3 separate regions of the Homo sapiens genome follow, and regions 1 and 2 are each linked to region 3. Evidence: chromatin contacts called from ENCODE Hi-C or POLR2A ChIA-PET data. All regions are on one chromosome and are shown on one strand. Each heading gives the region's core, a stretch centred on a gene start or an enhancer-like site at or near the end of the contact. The rest is flanking DNA. Distances are from core to core; before and after follow the strand shown.

The links. Hi-C counts contacts between places; a loop is a spot of excess contacts on that map. ChIA-PET counts read pairs that join two places held with the same protein, here RNA polymerase II (POLR2A). Pooled maps may share reads with other maps.
Region 1: a pooled map shows a loop between it and region 3 (3-fold over the local background). The contact joins two enhancer-like sites. A Hi-C loop is called at or near these places in 2 of 168 maps with a recorded cell type or tissue (CD4-positive, alpha-beta memory T cell and OCI-LY7), 20 of 37 single-sample maps with no recorded cell type and 14 of 50 pooled maps. POLR2A ChIA-PET finds 5 or more read pairs at or near these places in 2 of 52 experiments (AG04450 and Panc1).
Region 2: a loop to region 3 is called in a pooled map, with 5 times the contacts of the local background. The contact joins two enhancer-like sites. A Hi-C loop is called at or near these places in 1 of 168 maps with a recorded cell type or tissue (mammary epithelial cell) and 10 of 50 pooled maps. POLR2A ChIA-PET finds 5 or more read pairs at or near these places in 5 of 52 experiments (AG04449, B cell, GM10248 and 2 more).

The regions. Positions count from the first base shown.
Region 1 is chr2:171,304,900-171,309,192 of GRCh38, reverse strand. No RefSeq gene overlaps it. Among named protein-coding and RNA genes, the nearest start is that of METTL8, 130 kb to the left of the region's middle. Within about 2 kb of position 1,377, at least 2 of the 41 ENCODE cell types and tissues checked have a DNase peak (open chromatin) inside an H3K27ac peak, as active enhancers do.
Region 2 is chr2:171,258,995-171,263,291 of GRCh38, reverse strand. All of the region lies in intron 2 of LOC107983995 (a long non-coding RNA gene), which reads left to right. Among named protein-coding and RNA genes, the nearest start is that of TLK1, 100 kb to the right of the region's middle. Within about 2 kb of position 2,376, at least 3 of the 41 ENCODE cell types and tissues checked have a DNase peak (open chromatin) inside an H3K27ac peak, as active enhancers do; they include B cell, where a contact is called at or near this core.
Region 3 is chr2:170,972,109-170,976,393 of GRCh38, reverse strand. It overlaps LOC124906091 (a long non-coding RNA gene), which reads right to left. Exons shown (of 3, transcript XR_007087293.1): 3 at 2,873-3,426. Among named protein-coding and RNA genes, the nearest start is that of GORASP2, 45 kb to the right of the region's middle. RefSeq lists silencers at 2,219-2,468, 2,609-2,918. Within about 2 kb of position 2,858, at least 26 of the 41 ENCODE cell types and tissues checked have a DNase peak (open chromatin) inside an H3K27ac peak, as active enhancers do; they include B cell, where a contact is called at or near this core.

The DNA of each region.
Region 1 (4,293 bases), core at 128-2,627, 330 kb before region 3:
ATATATATATATATATATTTTTTTTTTTTTTTTTTCAAAGGATGACCTGATGGTTAACTTTAGGTGTCAACTTGGCTGGATTAAGAGATACCTGAATAGCTGGTAAAGCATTATTTCTGGAGATTGGTATGTGAGTCAGTGAATTGAGTGGGGAAGATCTGCCCTCAATGTGGGCAACCTGAATAGAATAAGGTAGAGGGAAGGTGAATTTTCTCTCTCTCCTGGAACTGGGACACCCCCTTCTTCTCCTGCCTTTGGACTCCAGGTTATCTGGCCTTTGGACTCTGGAACTTGCACCAGCAGCTGCTTTGGTTTTTAGGCCTTCAGACTGAGAGTTACACTATTGGCTTCCCTGGTGCCGAAGTGTTTGTACTTGGACTGAGCCATGCCACTGGCTTCCGTTGGTCTCCTGTTTGCAGATGGCCTGTCATGGGACTTCTCAGCCTCCATAATTCTGTGAGCCAGTTCCCCTAATAAATCCTCTCTTCTCTTTATCTTTCTCTCGTTCTCTTTCTCGCTGTCTCTCTCTCCCCTATTGGTTCTATCTCTCTAGAGAACCTTGGCTAATACGGATGGTGAACAAGTCTTTGTCTCTTTTGAGGAGGATAAATAATTACAGGATAAATAATTTAAATATTTAATTATTTATATATAATATAAATATATTTAATATAAAATTATTTTTAAATAATTATTTAAATAAATAAATTATTAAATATTAAATAAATATTAAATAAATTAAAATAAATAATTTTTAAATAATTATTTAAAAATAATTAAATTAGCCTTAAGAAACTTGCTAACCGAAAAGTTGAGTTTTCTTATTTAAGAAAGTCATTGCTGTTTCTTTGGCTTATGTTTAATTCAGATAATCAAATGCTTATTAAGCATCTACTGTGTGCCAGAAAGTGTGATGCATACTGAGAATACTGAAATGCAGGTGGCTGATGAAATGAACCCCTGCTCTTTAGATTCCTGCAGTTCAGGATAGATGCCCATTTGTCTGAAATGTGGTAAGCATCTCCTACTTAAATCTTTAGCTCCAACAGACCATCACCATTTGGCCACCATAGTTTCGCCAACCTCAGCATATCAATTGGTATCCGCATTTTTTAGACCCTTTTCAAGAACCTCAGAGAACAAATCTAGCCATGTGCTATACGGCAAAAGCCAAACAAAGCATGTGAAATGGGTCCTTAAGGTATAGCTTTTGTACCATCTACCCTTTGGCATCCAAGGTCGCTTTTAACAATGCTGCCCATAACTCTGTGCAGAATGCCTCCTGCCACAGCATGTAGGACTTCTACTCACAATACCTAGCAGCACCTCTAAGCATCACCACAGTCCATCCAACTGGTCACAATTAAGATAAGATCTGAGCTGCTTTCCGGAGATCTGTAAGATTCTCCAAAATAGGCCAAAGACGGCTATAAAGCCTCACACTATGCATCATTTACTCAAAGCGGTCATCCAAGCATAGAACCTGATCTGACTCACCTTTACCACAGTTATCACCTGATCCTCACATAAACTCAACAAATAGCCCTTTTGGAGTCCAGAAATAAATACCTGCACATATGGTCAAATGATTTTCCATAAGGGTGCCAAAACCATTCAATGGGGAAAGGACAGTTTTTTCAACAGATAACATTGGGAAAACTGGATATCAACTTGCAAGAGAAATTGGACCCCAAATTTATGCCAGATACAAAAATTAAATCAAAATGGATTGAAAACCTAGATGTAGAACCTAAAACTATAAAACTCTTAGAAGAAAACAGAAGAAAAACTTCATGACATTGGGTTTGGCAATAATTTCTTGGATATGACAACGAAAGTACAGACAACAAAAGAAAAAGAAAAGTTGGACTACAACAACATTAAAAAGTTCTGTGCATTAAAGGACACATCAACAGAGTAAAAGGCATCCCACGCAATGGGAGAAAATGTTTGCAAATCATACATCTGATAAGGGTTTAGTATCCAGAATATATGAAGAACTCTTACACCGGGCATGGTGGCTCATGCCTGTAATCCTAGCACTTTGGGAAGCTGAGGTGGGAGGGTTGCTGGAGCCCAGGAGTTCAAGACCAGCTTGGGCAACATAGTGAGACCCCTGTCTCTACAAAAAAAAAAAAAAAAAAAAGAACAAAATTAGCTGAGCATGGCGGTGTGCATCTATAGTCCCAGCTACTTAGGAGGCTGGTGTGGGAGGATCGCTTGGGCCTTGGAGGTCAATACTGCAGTGAGCTGTGATCGCACCACTGCACTCTAGCCAGGGTGACAGAGTGAGATCATGTCTCAAAACAAAAAACAAAACAAAACAAAAAATACTCTCACAACTCAACAATAAAACCCTCAATTTTAAAATGGGCAAAGAACTTGAATAGACATTTCTCAGAAAATGTTATACAAATGGCAATAGCATATAAAAAAATGCTCAATGTCATTAATCATTAGGGAAATGCAAATCAAAACCACAATGGGATACCCCCTCAAACCCATTAGGATGGCTACTACCAAAACCCAGAAAATAATAAATGTTGGCAAAGGTATGGAGAAATTGGAACTCTTGTGCACTGTTGATGGGAATGTAAAATGGTGCAATAGCTATAGAAAACAGTATGGTGGGCCCCCAAAAAATTAAAAATAGAATTATCATGTGATTCAGCAATTCTTAGCATATACCCAAAATAATTGAAAGCATGGACCTGAGGAGATATTTGTACATGCATGTTCATAGTAGCATTTTTCACAGTAGCCAAAAGGTGAAAGTAACCCAAGTGTCTTAGTCCGTTTTGTGTTGCTGTAACGGAATACCTGAGACTGGGTAATTTATAAAGAAAAGAAATGTATTTGGCTCATGGTTCTGGAAACTGGGAAGTCCAAGGGCATGGTACTGGCAAATGCTTGACGTCTGGTGAGAGCCTTCTTGCTGTGCCATTCCATGGTGGAAAGTGGAATGGCAAGAGAGCATGAGAGGGAGAAAAGGAGGTCAAATGAATCCTTTTATCAGGAGCCCACTCGTGTGATAACTGCTTTAATCCATTCATGAGGGGAGAGCCCTCATGACCTACTCACCTCTTAAAGGTCTCAACACTGTTGAATTGGGAATTAAGTTTCCAACCCATGAGCTTGGGGAATACATTCAAAGAATAGCACCAAGTGTCCATCAACAGATGAATGTATAAGCAAAATGTGATATATACATAAAATGGAATATTATTCAGCCTTAAAGAGGAAGGAAATTCTGACACATGCTACAATATGAATGAACCTTGAGGACATCACGCCAAGTGAAATAAGCCAATCACAAAAGGAAAAATATAGTATGATTCCACTTACATGGGGTACCTGGAATAGTCAAATTCATAGAGATGGAAAATAGAATGGTGGTCACCAGGGCTGGGTGACAGGGGGATGGGGAATTGTCACTTAATGGGTACAGAGTTTTAGTTTTGCAAGATGAAAAGGGTTCTATGGATGATATTGATGGGCCCAATATTGATGGTAGCACAACAATGTGAAAGTACTAATGTCACTGAATTGTGCACTTAAAAATAGTTAAGATGGTAAATTTTATTATATGTGCATTTTACCACAATTTTTAAAAAAGCAGCTAGCGGCCAGGTGCAGTGGCTCACGCCTGTAATCCCAGCACTTTGGGAGGTCAAGGCAGGCGGATCACGAGGTCAGGAGTTCAAGACCAGCCTGTCCAATATGGTGAAACCCCGTCTCTACTAAAAATACAAAAATTAGCCGGGCATGGTGGTGCGTGCCTGTAGTCCCAGCTACTCAGGAGGCTGAGGCAGAAGAATTGCTTGAACCCGGGAGGCAGAGGTTGCAGTGAGCCAAGATCCCACCACTGCACTCCAGCCTGGGTGACTGAACGAGACTGTGTCTCAAAAAAGAAAAAAAAAAAAAAGCAGCTAGCCCAGTGTTCAGTCTGGCCTTCCAAAACTATGAACTTCTGCCCTCTATTTCTAGCTCCCTGGACTTGCCATCCACTTTTTTCTTTCTTTCTTTCTTGTTTTTTTTTTGTTTGTTTGTTTTTTGTTTTTTGAGACAGAGTCTCACCCTGTTGCCAGGCTGGAGTGCAGTGGTGCGACCTTGGCTCACTGCAACCTCCACCTCCTGGGTTCAAGGGATTCTCCTGCCTCAGCCTCCCGAGTAGCTGGGACTACAGGTGCATGCCACCATGCCCAGCTAATTTTTGTGTTTTTAGTAGATACGGGGTTTCACCATGTTGGCCAGGATGGTCTCGATCTCTTGATCTAGTGATCAGCCCGCCTT
Region 2 (4,297 bases), core at 1,127-3,626, 290 kb before region 3:
AAATTAGCCGGGCATGGTGGTGCATGCCTGTAATCTCAGCTACTCGGGAGGCTGAGGCAGGAGAATCACTTGAACCCAGGAGGTAGAGGTTGTGGTGAGCTGAGATCGTGCCATTGCACTCCAGCCTGGGCAACAAGAGTGAAACTCCATCTCAAAAAAACAAAAACAAAAACAAAGTTGAATTCCTGGCATGGAGAAACCCCATCTCTACTAAAAATACAAAATTTAGCTGGGTGTGGTGGTAGGTGCCTGTAACCCTAGCTACTCAGGAGACTGAGACATGAGAATCGCTTGGAACCCGAGAGGTGGAGGCTGCAGTGAGCTGAGATCACACCACTGCACTCCAACCTGAGGGACAGAGCGAGATTCTGACTCAAAAAAAAAAAAAAAAAAAAAAGTTGAATTCCAACCAGGTGCAGTGGCTCACGCCTGTAATCCCAGCATTTTGGGAGGCCGAGGTGGGCAGATCACGAGGTCAGGAGATCGAGACCATGCTGGCTAACACAATGAAACCCCATCTCTACCAAAAATACAAAAAATTAGCCAGGCGCGGTGGCAGGTGCCTGTAGTCCCAGCTACTCAGGAGGCTGAGGCAGGAGAATGGCGTGAACCCGGGAGGTGGAGCTTGGAGTGAGCCGAGATCGCGCCACTGCACTCCAGCCTGGGTGAAAGTGCGAGACTCTGTCTCAAAGAAAAAAAAAAAAAAAGTTGAATTCCTTGGCTCTTACAGGCATGTGCCTGCAATGTATCTGCTTCAGTCACCCAGTGCCTCAGGAAAGCAAATGATTTCTGGAATATGGTAGCTGACGATACTTTCCTTTGGATGATTCAGTTTCTTCACTACACAAATGATTCCATCGTAGCCAGGAAAGCATGCAACCTTGTGACTTCCCTCCCCACCAACCAAAATACTTCCCCTTCTCCCTATGCCTCAAATTCTTTCAATAAGACAAAGCTTTTTATTCCACAATTAAGGACAAGGAGCCCCACTCTAGGAGCTGGAACATATTGGCTTAAATACACAGGAAGGTTGTTATGGGCTTCCCTTGGGAAAATCTCCCGTATGGGGCCTGAAGACCCTCTGACACTTCATTGTAAAAATTCTTTCTTCTTTTGGGAAGCAGATGGAGTTAACAGGCTGTAACATTTGTCTATTGTTCTTAAGCAAGGCACATACTAATCTCTTTGTCCTCTCTCAGAAGATAGGCTTTATATCTGCGTCAAGAGACAAGACCATCTACAAATACATTACTTTGTTTAGAATTTATGCTCACTCTTTGTTTCTATGAAATGAAACAAAGCATCCTGCCCCATAGTGACTCAAGTAGGTCAAGAGAATTGTGATTGAAAAACCCCAAGGGTCTTTAATTTCTTCCTGGAAGAAAGAAAAAAGCTCAACTCTGTGGCCCCCACCTCCTTTCCATCACCTTGGATGGCTTGCAAAGAACTTGTCTGTAGAAGAACAGGCCTTTATCTGCTCTCTAACTCCACAGAAGAACTACTAGTTCCTAGGCCAGAACCATGTTGATGACTAAAAGAATCTCAGCTTCAAAGAGTCATAAGGCCAGAGTGTGGTAAAGTCTAACACTGATTTGTTTTGGAGATGGAGTTTTGCTCTCCTTTCCCAGGCTGGAGTGCAGTGGCACAATCTCAGCTCACTGCAGCCTCCGCCTCCTGGGTTCAAGTGATTCTCCTGCCTCAGACTCCCGAGTAGCTGGGATTACAGGCACATGCCACCAAGCCTGGCTAATTTTTGTGCTTTTAGTAGAGACGGGGTTTTACCATGTTGCCCAGGCTGGTCTCGAACTCCTGACCTCAGGTGATCCGCCCGCCTTGGACTCCCAAAGTGCTAGGATTACAGGCGTGAGCCACCGTGCCTGGCCCCTAGCACTGATTTTTAAAAATAACTAATATTTATGTTTCTACAGCTTTATTGGGGTATAACTGACTTACAATAAATAACATATAGTTGAAATGTACAACTCGATAGGTTTTGACATACATATATGTAAACCAAAAAGTATCTGAGACAGGTCTCAATCAGTTTAGAGGTTTATTTTGCTGAGGTTGAATACACACCCAGGAAAAAGAGACACAAGCCACAGCAGGATCTGTGGCCCTTATTTTTTCTGCAGAGAATTTTGGGGGCTTCAATTTTAAAGGGGAAAAGTAGGCAGGAGGGGAAAGGGGAAAGAAAAAAAAGAGGAAGGGCATGGTCACATTCTTGTGAAGTCACATGTGCATGAAAAGGAAGGGGTAGGGGAAAAATCAATTATGTATTTGACTCACACTCAGTAAATCTGCTCTTTTACATAAGGTGAAGTAAACATAGAGTAGAAAAGCAGTCAAACATGCATTCAGCTCAGGATGGAAGGGGATTTCGAATCTCCTCTTTCCCCTCACTCCTCCACCCCCAAGTCCATGAAGATAAGCTGTTCATTTACATTGTCAAGGTGAGGGAGGCCCCCTGTGGCCTTCTATCTGTAGCTATCAGTTTAGGAACAAAGATAAAGGCAGTTTTGGGGTTTTTTTTCATGACTCAGCTTCCAAGCTTAACTTTTCCCTTTTGGCATCGTGAATTTGGGGTTCCATGATTTTATCTTCCTTTCACATATGCAACTATGAAACCATAACCACAATTAATATAGTGAAAATACCTCAAAAAGTTTCTTTGCTTTTGTAACACTTTCTTCCTGTTCTTTCACATCTCCTCATCCACCAGGAAACCACTAATCTGCTTTCTGTCACTATACGTTAGTTTGCGTTTCCTAGCATGTTATATAAATGAACTCATACAGTGCATACTCTTTTTCTGGTCTGGCCTCTTTTGCTCAGCATTAATTATTTGCGGATTCATCCATGTTGTTGAATGTATCAATTGTTCATTTCTTTTTATTGCTGGGTAGTATCCCATCAGCTGGATATACCGGTTTGTTTCACCTGTACATGGACATTTGGGTTGTTTCCAGTTTGGGGCTATTACCAATGAAGATTCTATGAACATTTATGCATAATTCTATATAGATGCATGTTTTTTCTCTTATACCTAAGAGTGAATGGCTGGATAAAATGGTAGGTTTATGTTTAACTTTCTAAGAAACTGACAAACTGTTTTCCAGAGTGGTTGTACTGTTTTATACTTTCCCCAGCAAGGTATAAGAGTTCAAGTTCCTCTACCTCCTCACCAACACCTGGTATGGTCAGTCTTTTTAATTTTAGCCATTCAGTAGTTATGGTTTTAATTTGCATTTTCCTAATGACTAATGATGCTGAGCATCTTCTTATATGCTTCATATGCTTATTTGTCACCCATGTTTGTTTGATTCTTTTGCTTATTTTTTTAATTGTGTTGTTTTCTTATTATTGAGCCTTTTGTTCTTTTTTTTTTCTTCTTTTTTTTTGAGATGGAGTCTTGCACTGTTGCCCAAGCTGGAATGCAGTGGCGCAATCTCCACTCACTGCAACCTCCACCTCCCGGGTTCAAGCGATTCTCCTGCCTCAGTCTCCAAAGTAGCTGGGATTACAGGCACCTGCCACCACACCCGGCTGATTTTTTGTATTTTTAGTAGAGATGGGGTTTCACTATGTTGGCCAGGGTGGTCTTGAACTCCTGACCTCGTGATCCTCCTGTTTCGGCCTCCCAAAGTGCTGGTATTACAGGTGTGAGCCACCGCACCAGTCCTTTTTCCTTTTTCTTTTGGAGATGGAGTCTCACTCTATTGCCAGGCTGGAGTGCAGTGGCACCATCTCAGCTCACTGCAACCTCTACGTCCTGGGTACAAGCAATTCTCATGCCTCAGCCTCCCGAGTAGCTGAGATTTCAGGCACATGCCATCATGGCCAGCTAATTTTTGTATTTTTAGTAGAGATGATTCTTCTGCTCCAGCCTCCCAAGTAACTGGGACTACAGGCACCCACCACCACACCCGGCTCATTTTTGTATTTTTAGTAGAGATGGGGTTTCACCATGTTGGACAGGCTGGTCTTGAACTGATGACCTCAAGTGATCCGCCTGTCTCAGCCTCCCAAAGTGTTAGATTACAGGCGTGAGCCACGGCGCCAGGCCACAGAATTTTATAATTACATAACTCCACTTTTCCCTCCCAGCACTTAGGCTACTGTTTTCTTTATGCATATGTTGTAATCCCCACAACACATTGTTATTATTTTTGTTTAAACAGTCAATATATTTTAAAGATATTCAAATTATAAGAGAAAAAGTCTTACGTATTTGTCCATGTAGTTATCATTTTTGTTGCTCTGAATTTTCTGTATAATCATATTTCCATCAGGTGTT
Region 3 (4,285 bases), core at 1,609-4,108:
CGCCACATCCAGCTGATTTTGTTCATTTTTTGTAGAGACGGAGATCTCACTATGTTGCTCAGGCTGGTCTCCAACCCCTGGGCTCAAGTGATTCTCCCAAAATGCTGTGATTACAGGCATAAGCCACCACACCCAGCCTAAATTTGTATCTTTTAAACAACTTCGTGGGTTTTTTAAAACAACTTTGTGGTTTTGGATGGCAAATTCAAGAATACAAAGCCTCGGACCTGGGTGTCAGAGGCAGAGTAGCCCTTGCCTTTCGGTCACACTGACCCATGCACAGCATACCTCCAGAGATAGCCCATGCCCCCCAGGGGGCGGTGGGAAATGGTTTGAAACCTCTTCCCCTCCCCACCCTGCTCCATTCTGTAACTTCCTCCCAGGAAGGCAGGCCCCTCCCCACTCAAATCCCTGTCCAGGGTCCAGGGTCCAGAGAAGGGAGTGGCCCAGGCAGAGAACCCCAGTGAGTGCCCACCACATGCCAGGCACTGACTGCCACCCCTTCGACTCTAACCTAGCACCCAGCACATGGAGCTACACTCATCGCCTGTGCCTTTGTGCGGCATATGGTGAGTGCCTGCTGGGAGCTAGGTGCTGGAGAGGACTTTAAGTCAGACTTTGTCCACGACACCAAGGCTTGAAGACAGGTATAACCCCTGAGGCCACCTCCCCTCCTCACAGGTCGCATTGTAGCACTTTCTCACCCTAGTTGTCCACTTTGCCTCTGCTGCTCTGCCAGTCTGCAGGGGCAGAAGGATGCCCGTGCCCAGGAAGAATGCTGAAGCCAGGTGCATGGCCCCTGCAGTGGTGGAAGCTCCCCCAGTAGCGAGCGGCCATTTGACTAGGCTGAATCGAGTTGACTTCACAACCGAGGTCTGATCACTGACTACACCATCTCCTTGTTGGGAAAAACAAACAAACAAAAAAACCCCCACAAACCACTGCTATTTTAAATTGTGATCAAAATGAAGATACTAAAAGCCCTGGGGGCTGGGTTCTGAGAATCCCCCACGAGTCCCCCGAGGACCTTGCACCCAGGTCCTCCATGCAGCCCTGCAGTTGCAGCCTGGTCTGTTTCTGCTCCACCGGCCCCGCCCCACACCTGCCCGGGTCTCAGGCTTGCTGAAAGAATCCCTGGATCCGATTTCCACCTGGGTACTAGGTATAGACCCAGCTCTACCACCCCCTAGCCGTATGCTTGTTGGAGAGACATTTAACCTTTCTGGATTTCACTGTTTTCATCTATAAAATGAAGGAATTGAGAGGGAGGATCTCCACAATGCTGTCCCTGATCCATAGGCAACAGTGTTTTTCAAAGCCACCAGGGTTGAGAAGTGCTGGTCCATGGTTGCTTTTCCGAGCTCAGGATTGAAAGAGTCCTTTGGCTAAAGAGCTGAAGAAGAAAGAGGATGCTCTCACCCTATTCAGCTTTTGGTTCTTCCCAGTCTGCTACAAGACCAGGGAAAATGTGAGTTACTCCTCCAGCCACAACTACAGCAGGCAGGTGGAGGGTGGGGGATGACATGTGGCACAGCACTTTGCTGGACTTTAGTGTTTGGGGATAATGGACTCCTGAGATTTCTCCCACGCCATCCGGCTGGGATGACTATGGCTCCTTTCTCAGGGATGCCCCGCCTTTCCCTCCTGCTCACAGGGAAACTGCCGGCAGCTCCACACTGGCCTGGCTTTTGAATCTATGTGCCATATGATTTTTTTTTTCTTTCACGAAAGGCCCCTGCTTGCCAAAAAGGAGGTTTTTCAGACCACTGACCTATGTAAGGGGCAAGCTCCCTGGGTACTTCACTGCCAAGAACAAAAAACATCCATCCCCCTTATAAACTCCCCAGGGCAGTGCAGTCTAAGCCCCTGAGCATGGCATTCAAGGCCTTCGGCGATCTGGCCCCGCTCCCCCTTCTGTGGCAACTGCTACCACTCCATACTTGACTTTTCACATTCCAGCAACCAGAGCTGTTTGTAGTTCCGGGACACACCACGTGCCACATTCCTGTGTGTCCTTGCAGACGCTGTTCCCTCTGCCTAAGAGAACCTCTTCCTTCCACTTTGACCACCTAAGAGAACCTCTATGCATTCTTCAAAGCCCTAATAGTAGCTGCCCACGAACGCCTTCCTTGATCCCGCACATGTTAGTTACCCGGCCTCTGGGCTATTCTGTCCCCTCTGCTCATCACTAGATCCGAAATCGCTAATTTACAGGCAGCGCAGTGGGATGCTTTTGGATTCGGGACACCTGGGCCCAGACCCAGCCGCCCCACCCCGGCGCCCCGGGCTTGTGCACAGCAGGAGCCTCCGCCCCGCGGGTGTGGGTTGGACGAGGCCAAGGGCAGCGGCCGGCCAGGGGCCAGGCCAGAGTCCAGCACTGCCCTCGGAGGAAGCCGGGTGGGGGCGGCGCTCCTGAAGGCTCCAGCCCCGGGGAGGGAAGCCGGCCCCGCACCTCCCGCACTGGGCGCTCAGACCCCTGGTGCTTCCACGGCGTCTGAGGGTTTCTCAGCCACCGAAGGGTGTCTCCGCCGCACCCAACGGGTCCCCCGGTGGAGAGATTTGCCTTCACATCAGATTAAAGGGGGTTCCGTTTGGTGAAGGCGCCCAGGCTCATCCCCCACGTTTCCGCACTGGGTCTGAGATGGAAAGAAAGCGGGGGACCAGAGCCCTTCTTCCAAAGAACGGAAAGCGCCCCACCGCGACGCCCCGGCCCCGCCCAGGGGCCCTGCGAGGGCGGCCCGGAGACCCCGCGGCCGCTGGCGGGGCGCGGCTTTCCCAGGCTCCCGGCGCCACCTGGTGGCCCGTGGCGCGCACTGTAGTCCCCGCTCGGGAGGCCCCCTTGGCTCGGATCCCACTCCACGTGGGCGGCGGTAAGACCGGAGTTCCTGAACAAAGGTGAATGTCGTTCCAGGAACCTGCCGCGTGGGGACAGAACTGAGGCGTGGGACCGGGCAGACCTACGTGGATTCAGCTCCTACCCCAAAGCCCGCCCGCCTGTGAAGCAGGGGCCTCGGTTTGAGCTCTCCAGGCGCACCTGCTTCCCCTGAGGGAATTAACTCAAGAACTCACCCATCACTTCTCTTTAAAACCATTCCCTTTTTTCACTGAAGTTAATTCGTAAAATTAGCCATATCCAATGCAACTATTATTTTTTCCCCAATACGTGCTAAAATAAAATATATAGGTATTAAAGGAGGAAAGACAGTTTTCTTCACTCTGGGTAACACCAGTCCATGGGATCAAGTTCAGAACCTAAGCCTGTCCTGAGGCCTGCCCGGTGGCTCGTCCCTGCTTCTTCTGTCTCCTTCCGATTCAGCCACAGCGAACCCTCACCTGTCCTCTCCTGGAATATGGCAGCGTCACGGTGCCAAAGATCCCAGAGGGTTGTCCTCTTTTCTCAGGTTGTACTGCTTACCTAAGAGAGATCTGAATTTGGGGAAATGAATTAGTCTCTAAAGTTTCATGCCCTTTAAAAACAAAACCTTGACAGAGACAAAGGCAAGTAACTGTTTATTAAAATCGGAATGAGCTTTGAGCTCCTGGACTCATACAACAGGCATCTGTTTCTTCTTGATTTTATGAGGCTCCTCTAGCAGTTCTGTTCCTCACCACCGAGAAGCACACAGGTTGTTTAGCCACTGATCTCGAGTGAACGTGTTGGAACCATGCATACTTCACTACCTGACGCTAACACTGTTTCCAGAGCTCTAGAAGCCAAAACAGCGCCTGGGTACAACATGGATTCTTGCCATTGTGTTTCTGGGCTCTTTCAGCATAGCTGTCTGAGCTACACGGTTCTGGCCAAACTGATTTACAAACACAACACAGCATTGCAAATCAGTCACAGTGCAAGTCTATTCAGGGAAATTTCATGGATAATTCTAATCTAGGGACAGTGTTGGGGGTTGTTAGCAGAGAGCTCCCTTAGTCTGACCAGTCATGACGCTGCTTGGGGAAAAAGCTTCCCCGGCCCTGCAGCAGCGGCCGTCCTGGACAGACTGAAATGAAAGGCTTCAGAAGAGATGGAACAAGGTTTTTTTTTTTTTTTTTTTTTGAGACAGAGACTCGCTCTGTCGCCAGGCTGGAGTACGGTGGCATGATGTCGGCTCACTGCAACCTCCGCCTCCCAGGTTCAAGCCATTCTCCTGCCTCAGCCTCCCAAGTAGCTGGGACTACAGGCACCTGCCACCACGCCCAATTTTTGTATTTTTAGTAGACGGGGTTTCACCATGTTGACCAGGATGGTCTCGATCTCCCGACCTCGTGATCCGCCTGCCTCGGCCTC